2 separate regions of the Homo sapiens genome follow, and region 2 is linked to region 1. A link is an interaction called in ENCODE POLR2A ChIA-PET data of the cell type or tissue named here. Cell type or tissue: MCF 10A. All regions are shown on one strand. Links, peaks and the distances in the headings refer to the core of each region. The heading gives the core; the rest is flanking DNA.

Region 1 (4,386 bases), core at 237-4,236:
CCATGATGGCAGAGTCCCTATGAAGAGCCTCACCGGCAGCACATCTCCAAGAAAAGTTTGGCACTGCTGATTGGGGCCTTGCGGTCGGCACTGTGGCTAGGGCATGCTGTCCTTCTTTGGGGGATTTTTCAGGCTCTGCCAGACCTGAGCTCTATTTGTGCCTCCCCCGGCTTTTGGAGCCCTGCAGAGTCGCCTGATAGGAGGGGAAGGAGGGAAGGTGTGTTTGAAAAACAGGCAAGCGCTGGCCCCTGGGGATCACCCTCCTCAGTCATTCTCGAAGCCAGCCCGTTCCACGGGAAAGATGTCTGTCCTGGGACACACTCCTAACCTGCAGGGAACTGCAAGCACACTGGAAACGAGGCAACCTAGGTTCTTCTCCTGAGACTTGAGAGCCCAGGCCCGCAGCCTACAGCCTGGGTTGTCAAACCTTGGGAGTAAAAAAATCAACCAAACCCCTAGTTTTGCCAAACTCTGGGTTGCCTTTTTGGCCTCTGGGAGGGAGATGTGACATGGGAGGCAGAGGTTACTTGCTTCTCCCCATCCCCAAAGACTTTCCCGAAGCTTGTCCTGGAGCCTGATTGGGGCAGATCTGAGCACCACTTTGAATTCTCTGCACCAGACCCACAGCTGGGCTCTGGCAAGAGGTGAGGGAGGTGCCTCAGGAAACAGAAGAACAAAGAGATGTGTGCTGGATGCAGGGCTAAGCGACGCAAACCAGCTCCGAGGAACTCACCTCCTGGAGCCGCAGTAGGTACCTTGGCTCGGCTGTCCTTTCTCCACCCTGCTTTCCAATGTTGATGAAGAGTCAACATTGCCTGTTGCCAGAGGTCTAGGGGTACAGGAATCTACCCTTGGTTGTTGCATTAAGCCCAGAAATGGAGCCTGTGGGTGAAAAATGGCAGCTGGTAAAGCCCCTCTAAATAGAATTAATAAAAAGGGAGAGGCGAAGAACCTAGCTGAAGCACTCCATTGCTGTGGACCATTTTTATCATCCAGCAGACTGTATTTGATTAACGAAATCAGAAATGAAGTGACTTTGCTACAAATAGGATCTGAATTGTGCCTAAGACTGTCCGTTGCCCTGAGGTGAGTCTTCACTCTCATACCCACACCTCCCCGGGCAGGTCCGATCATGCTCTCCCTCCAGAGGACTCTGGTAAGCAGGTGTCTCCCTTCCTGCCGTCCTGAGGTCCCCACTGCTCCCCCAAGCCTGCTTCTCTGCTTAATTTTGAGCTACAAGGAGGCAAAGAGAAAAGGATCTTCTGGCTCCAGTCCCCAAACACCTCCCCGTAGAAGAAGGCAAACGCAAACGTGCATTTGGTGTTATTTTGCTTGCCTGCAGCACAGCAGGGAGGCTCCCGAGGCAGCCTGTCTTTTTTATAGGGGGGAGGGACACTGGCACTTTTTCTCATTTGGGGGCAAGGGAGGGATGGAGGGAAGAGCCTAGCTCCCAGCACACAATCTCCCCAGGAACTTGGGCCCCAGCTTTCAGGAGGCTGGGCCAAGGCCCAGGGTGGTGGGACTGTGGCGAGAACAGACAGCAGGTGGCTAAGAAAGATATATTCTCCACCAGGGCACAGCAGCTCTTGGAAATCTAACATGCCAGGACCCGGGCCAGGCTAATGGTTGGATCCATTTTGATTAACGTTTTAATTGGGGATTAATGCAGCCTGACCCGCCTCTGAGTCGGCTCGGCCAGAAGCCCTAATCCTGACAGATGAAGCTATACTGGCAGTGAAACGCTGCAGGGCCTGGGAAAGAGTGGCATGGAGAGAGACGGACGGGTCCCCGAGACACCCACTGGGAGTGAGGGAATGGCACAGGTTGAGAGGCATGGTACGAGAGAGAGAAACCAAAGCCTGCAGAGTACAGGAGAGAAATGCTTTCCTTCTGGAAAGTTGCCTTGGAAGCTGTGTTAATTTCCTCCTTTCACATACTTGCACACATTTAGTGGCTTAAAGCAATATAAATTTATTATTATTATTATTATTATTTTTGAAGACAGGGTCTTGCTCTATCACCCAGCTGGAGTGCAGTGTCACTATCATGGCCCACCACAGCCTTGACCTCCTGGGCTCAAGTGATCCTCCCACCTCAGCCTCCTGAGTCACTGGGACTAGAGGTACACACCACCATGCTCAGCTGATTATTTTTTAATTGTAGAAACAGGGTCTCACTATGTTGCCCAGGCTGGCCTTGAACTCTGGAACTCAAGCAGTTCTCTCACCTTGGCCTCCCAAAGTGCTAGGATTCCAGGCGTAAGCCCCTGCGCCCAGCCTGAATTTATTATCTCATAGTTTTTGGAGATCAGAAGACCAAATGACTCACTGGGCCAAAATCAAGGTATCAGCAGGGCTTCTGGAGACGACTCCACCCTCTGCCTCCATCGTCAACATCTCCTTCCCAGAGGCCAAAATGGCAACCCTGAGTTTGGCAAAACTAGGGGTTTTGTTGATTTTTTTTAACTCTGCTCACTTGCAAATATAAATAGTGATAAATATGTTTCCCCAGCCATGGACAATTGCCTGCTTCTCCCCATCCTCAGAAACATTCCAAAATCTCGTCCATATGAAATAGAGACTAGAAACCCAGTCCCTGACTCACTGCAAGGGGTGGAGACACCACACCAGCTCCCCGAAAGGAACAAGTGGTTCAAGGAGGCAGTAAAAGGCAGGGGTCAAAGAGGTTCGGCCTGGAGTCCCACAGATCTAGTTTAATTCTGGCTTTGTCGCTTATTGCCAGACATAAGTTTTCACTTCTCAGAGCCTCAGTTTCTTCATTTGTAAAATGGGGGTATTAGTGATAATGCCCACCTTTTTAGGAAAGGATGGAGACTCAGGCAATGAAGGCTCCTAGCACAGCACCTGGCACTTAGTGAGTTTGCAGTGGAGGGAGGCTGTGGTTGCTGCTATTTATAACACTTTGTGCAGTTAGCGCTCTCTCTGCATTCCCCGCTGCCACTCGGAAGAGGGACGGAGAGCATAAGACAGAAAGAACAGGGTCCAGAGAGGCCCGCAGCTTGTTGGAACCCCGGAGAGAGACCTGAAAGCAGTTGGGGTCAGCCCAGGACCATCTGTAGAACCATTTCATGCCCCTGATGGAATGTAGCCATGGGGACAGGAGGCCCAGTGACACTGCTCATCCCTGCAGCAAACCTCCGTTCACCAGATCCCCATAATAGCCCCGTGAGGTCAGCAATCTTATCCCCATCTTCTAGGGGAGGAGGCAGGCTCAGAGAGGCCAGCGGCTCAGTGGGTGTGATGGCCTGCCCAGGCCACAGGGTTATTAGCAGGAGCAGCAGGGACGACTAGCCATGCCTGGCTTGGACCTTCACTCCATCCCATTCCGCCCTCCCAAATCCCACCCCACAGGTCCCGCACCTGTACCCTCAGTCATGTGCTGACCTCAGGGTGGTCACGTGAGAACTGCCACTCAGAACGCCTTATGATCTCAATGATCATTTATCTTTGGAAGTATGTTCTCAGCCCTCAGCCATAGCTTATAAGCATCACCTTTTCCTCAAAGGAAAGATAGAAAAATTGCGAGGAGAGTGTCAGTGGATCTCTGGGCTCCTGAATGGAAATTTGATCAAGGCAGCCCCAACGCAGAAGATTTTTCTCACGAACCAGAAGGGATTTCATTTCTCCAATGAAGCGGGACTCACAGCCTTCCAGAGCCTCTAGGAGATTGACACGTTGGGCAGGGGAGTCCAGGTGAAAGCCCAGAGCAGCTCCTGTGCCTCCAGCCCCTGGGAGAACTCCAGGCATTCCCGGTCCCCTCTCTCACACAGAATCTCCATGAGAGCCTGTGAACATGCTCATTCCTGGGCCTCCCCTTCAGACATTCCGACTGGGAAGGGAGGGTCCCAGAAATCTGTATCTCCACCGAGCACCCCGAGCAATTCAGAAGGTTCTGTCGTTCCTGTGCTCTTCGTTTTTCTTTTTAAACCTGGGTTAAAACCCAGAGTTGTACAAACCACACCGCTTCCCAGCACGCCTCCTCATTGGCCTGTGCCAGGCTGTCTCATCTTACTCATTTTTCTTCTTTGTTCCAATCCCCGCGCTTCTTCCCCTTCCTCTGCCCTTCCAGGCACCCTCCATGTGGTTAATATAGATCCTCACATGTGCTTGAGACCTTGTAAAATATGTAATGTGTGTGTGTTCATTTACATAAATAGCACAGTGCTAGAAACTTCTGTTTCTTTTTCCACTCGGCACACTGTTTTTAAGACCTAAATGTGTTGCTAAATCTCCACTCAGTCCATTGCTTCTGATTCCTGGGCAATCTGCAGGCTTCCATAATCTGCCTCTACGAAGACTTGCCTGTCCACTCCCCTGGGGATGGATGCTAGGGGACCTCCTGGTACCATAAACAACACAGAACACA
Region 2 (4,386 bases), core at 165-4,164, 240 kb before region 1:
AGGGCTTAACATTCCTTTCTGTTGACCCCAACTTTTTAGAAAAACTTTTGCTTCCTTAATCAAACACAAATGAAAGAATCTTTGAATTCACCTTTGACTTGTAGACCCTGCTGGAGATGCTTTGCTTTTTTAAGTTAAACCAATGTGCAACTTCCATGTGTCAGTTTATGACTTTGCCTGTAATTCTGTCTCCTCACCTTGAAAAACACTTACAATGTAAGCCATGGGGAAGTTCAGGTTTTAGGCATTAGCTGCCTCATTCCGCTTGCCTGGAGCCCTGCAATCAATGCCTCACTTTCTCTCGCTGCAAATCCTGATGTCAGGGTTTGGCTTTGCTGCACCGAGGTGGGTGGACTCAAGCTTGGTTCGGTAACAAGAACAATGCAGACTCATCCTTCAAATCTCAGTGCGCTGTCTCCTGCTCAGGTCACCTTCCTGCCATGCCCCAGGGCTCATAGGTAATCCAGGGAAGCGGGCAGAGAGATCTCCAAGAGGGTGACACTGGACCTTAAGTGAATTTGGAGAAATAAAAGAGGTGTCACTGGTTGAATCTTGAGTGTCTGTCACACAAGAGAGGCTAGGTTGGCCACTCTCGAGGAATTCAGCTGTTTGTAGCTTAGTTTAATCCAGGCTTAAGCCATCAGTTGGGGGCAGCTTAGTTTGGTGGGCAGAACATCAGGCAAATCTGGAAAAAAGAGCTGCGTAGCAGCCAGGACATAGTGAAATTAAAGGGACTAAGGTGCCACCTCTAACTGGCTGCAGAAAAGTGAGGAATTCATCGTTTGGCATAACTGAGAAACCCAGGGGGAGGTGATTGTAACCATAATAGGTTCATTGCCCTACACACACAACCAGTCCATACACCAAGACACCGGCTTGCAGCAGAGAAAGAGGTTTCATCATAGGGTCATTGAATGAGGTGATGGGAGAAAACCTCAACTCCACCTCCCCTAGGAATCTGGGGTTCAGGTTTTGGAGTAGGCCAAAGTACAGGTATCATTGATTGGTCGAGGAGTGCAGGGTGAAGTCATGGGTGAGGGAGAGGAAGAAGCTGTATTCTCACGTGGATCCCTTTCTGTAACCACCCAATGGGTTCACCTTGCCTGCTGCCTAGACAGAACCGATTTATCAAGACAGGGGAATTGCAATGGTGAGAGGGTAATTCACACAGAGCTGGCTGTGCAAGAGACCAGAGCCTTGTTATTACTCAAATCAGTCTCCCTAAGCATTTGGGGATCAGAGTTTTTAAAGATAATTTGGCAGTTAGAGGCTTGGGAAGTGGGGAGAGCTGATTAGTCAGGTTGGAGATGGAATCAGCGGGGGTCGAAGGAGGTTTTCTTGCCGTCTTCTGTTCCTGGGTGGGATGGCGGAACTGGTTGAGCCAGTTCAGCTGATCCATCCAGTGCAGGGTCTGCAAAATACCTCAGGCACTGATCTTAGATTTTACAATAGTGATGTTTTCTCCAGGAGCAATTTGGGGCAATTAAGACTCTTGAAGCCAGAGGCTGCATGAGCCCTAAACTGTACTTTCTAATCTTGTAGCTAATTTGTTAGTCCTGGAAAGGCAAACTAGACCCCAGGCAAGAAGGGGGTCTTTTCAGGAAAGGGCTGTTACCAATTTTGTTGCAGAGTCAAACCACGAACTGAATTCCTTCCCAAAGTTAGTTTAGCCCACGCCCAGGAATGAACAAGGACAGCTTAAAGGTTAGAAGCAAGATGGAGTCAGTCAGGTCTTATTTCTTTCACTGTCATAATTTCCTCAGCTATAATTTTGCAAAGCCGATTTTGTTTCTTCTCTGGGGGTCTTCAAACTGGTCGCTGGAATTCAGGTCTGAAATACATCTGAATTAAATAAAAGCCTTATGATTCTAATGTCCGGGATCTCGCCTATAGGAACAATGGTATGCAAATGATCAGTATCTAGTGCTAAGTGACTTTTAGTAACAAGGAAGTGGGCCTAAGGGCAGCCTGATGAATGCTTAATTATAATTATTTCTGTCCAGAACCCAGGATGCAATTGTCAACCCTGTGGAGACAGTTTCACAATGGTTTCAGTTGGGGCTGGATCCAGCATTGTGAACGATGTCATCAAGAATTCCAGGAATCAGTCTTTTCTCTCTTTGTGGCTCTGCCTGCCGCAGGTTTCATTCTCTGACAGGAGTTGACTATGGTAACTCCAGCAGCCCCATGCTTATGTCTTTAAGTCCAATGGAAAGAATGGGTTTTCTCTTTCCTAAAAGTTCAAGAGAAGAGGCAGAACCAGGCTTCCTTTGTTTGGATCACATGCTACCCACCACTCCCCACCATGGAATCTTTGTAATCAGGGGATGGAATGCGGTGCTTGCCCAGGCCTGAGTCAAGCCTTGCCTTGCCCTGAAGCAGGTGATGAGAAGAGTCAGACCCATCAACCCCTGTACACAACTCCCCACATCCTTGGGATCTCCAAGAGGATGAGTGACTTTCTGTATGCTAATGAGTTGACTGATGGCAGGGGGATCCTGGACAGACTATGGATGGGGGCTGGTTGCCGGGGGTACCAACCATGTGATTAGAGGGTTGACAGTTTCAGCTCCACCCAACTGGACCTCTGGGGAGGGCTGGGGAGGGGGCTGAATGTTGAGTTGAGTTGATCACCAAGGCCAAGAAGGTAATGAATCGTGCTTCCATAATGAAGCTTCCGTAAAACCCCACAAGGACCGGGTTCAGGGAGCTTCAGACAGCTGAACACATGGAGGTCCCTGGAGGGTGGTGCCTGGAGAGGACATGAGAGCTCCACATCCCTTCCTTATACTCCACCCTCTGCATCTCATTATCTGTATCCCTTGTAATATCCTTGTAATACACTGGTAACGTTAGCGGTGGAAGAGATCCGAGTTACCCCGAGTTACTGGTGGCAAATCTGTAGGGGTCTGCAGGAACTTCAGTCCTTGCCTCTTCAGAAGAAAGAATTAGACTGACGTGCATAAAGCAGAAAACGAGACCAAGGCAAGTTTCAGAGCAGGAGTGGAAGTTTGTTTAAAAAGGCTTTAGAACAGGAAAGCAAGGAAAGTTCACTTAGAAGAGATCCAAGAGGGTGCCTGAAGGTCAAAGAGAGAAGAGAGCATTTAACTTTCATCCTAGCACTTTCTTTTTTTTCTGAGACGGAGTCTCATTCTGTCACCCAGGCTGGAGTGCAGTGGCACAATCTTGGCTCACTGCAAGAGCCACCTCCCAGGTTCACACTATTCTCCTGCCTCAGCCTCTCGAGTAGCTCGGACTACAGTAGGTGCCTGCCACCACACCTGGCGGATTTTTTGTATTTTTAGTAGAGACGGGGTTTCACCGTGTTCGCCAGGATGGTCTCATCTCCTGACCTCACGATCCGCCTGCCTCGGCCTCCCAAAATGTTAGGATTACAGGCATGAGCCACCACGCCCGGCCCATCCTAGCACTTTCCAGGCTTGCCTCTTTCCCATGATTCTTTCCTTAGGGTGGGCTACCCGCATGCGTGCAGTGTTCTCCCTACCCTTGGGAACTGAGCATGTGCAGTGTGTTTAGGAAGTTGTATGCGTGCCCATCTGAGGTTTTCTTCCCTTTCCCAGTGGTAAGCTCCTGGAACATCATACTTTGCCATCTTGTCTCGTAGTGAGCATGCCCAGGAAGTTTCTTCTCCCTGGTGTCTATATTCAGTTAACACTTTCAATGTCAATAGTTGTGGATCATCAGGAGATTGTGTCTCCCTGTGGCTGCAAATGATCATTTTTAGTGATAAAATGATAATCATCAGACCATCACCTGATATTCCTAGTGGGTATGGGGAGAGCCCTCTCCTGCCCCACTCATGCCTATCTAACTACCTGTAACAGTAAACATAAGTAAGTGTTTCCCTGAGATGTGTGAGCTACTCTAGCAAATTAATCGAATCTAAGGGGGAGGGGAATCTCAATTTATAGCCAGTGATCACAAGCAAAGGTAAAACACCAGGGGCTTGCAATTGGTATTGAAGTGAGGCAGGCACAGTCTTGTGGGACTCAGCCCTCAACCTGTGCAATCTGACACTATCTCCAGGTAGTGTGGGAATTGAACTGAATTAGAGGACACATAGCTGGTGTCCACTGCAGAATTGGTTATTTGCTTGCTGTATGGGGGTAAACCCACATACATTTGGTGTCAGAAGCCTTTTGTGTTGTAAGAGCCAAGGATAGGAGAAACTGAGTTTTATTTTTCCTATATTCTCAGAGTCCAAGCAGGTCAAAACTACAGCCCCACCTTGCACTGCTTATTAACTGTTGAAACTGACTTTGCAAAACTTATAACAGTGAGAAAATTATGATACAGAAGAGATCTGACCTAACCAACTCCATCTTGTGTTTAACCTCCAAACCACCCTTGGTTGTTCCTGGGTGT

Evidence for each region. Peaks named below come from ENCODE experiments on the same cell type or tissue, not always from the same donor. Only the 100,000 strongest peaks of a DNase experiment are listed, where the experiment ranks them.
Region 2: POLR2A ChIA-PET joins it to region 1 with 5 read pairs; 3 of 35 experiments call an interaction of 5 or more read pairs at or near these places.

What each region holds. Positions count from the first base shown.
Region 1 is chr20:51,017,122-51,021,507 of GRCh38, reverse strand. The region is part of intron 1 of KCNG1 (potassium voltage-gated channel modifier subfamily G member 1); the gene reads left to right. Among named protein-coding and RNA genes, the nearest start is that of KCNG1, 3.8 kb to the left of the region's middle. RefSeq lists an enhancer at 197-760. In MCF 10A, for the core only: no CTCF peak of the experiment used is centred there; no DNase peak of the experiment used is centred there.
Region 2 is chr20:51,256,684-51,261,069 of GRCh38, reverse strand. No RefSeq gene overlaps it. Among named protein-coding and RNA genes, the nearest start is that of MIR3194, 190 kb to the left of the region's middle. RefSeq lists an enhancer at 1,571-2,770. In MCF 10A, for the core only: no CTCF peak of the experiment used is centred there; a DNase peak (open chromatin) is centred at 2,339.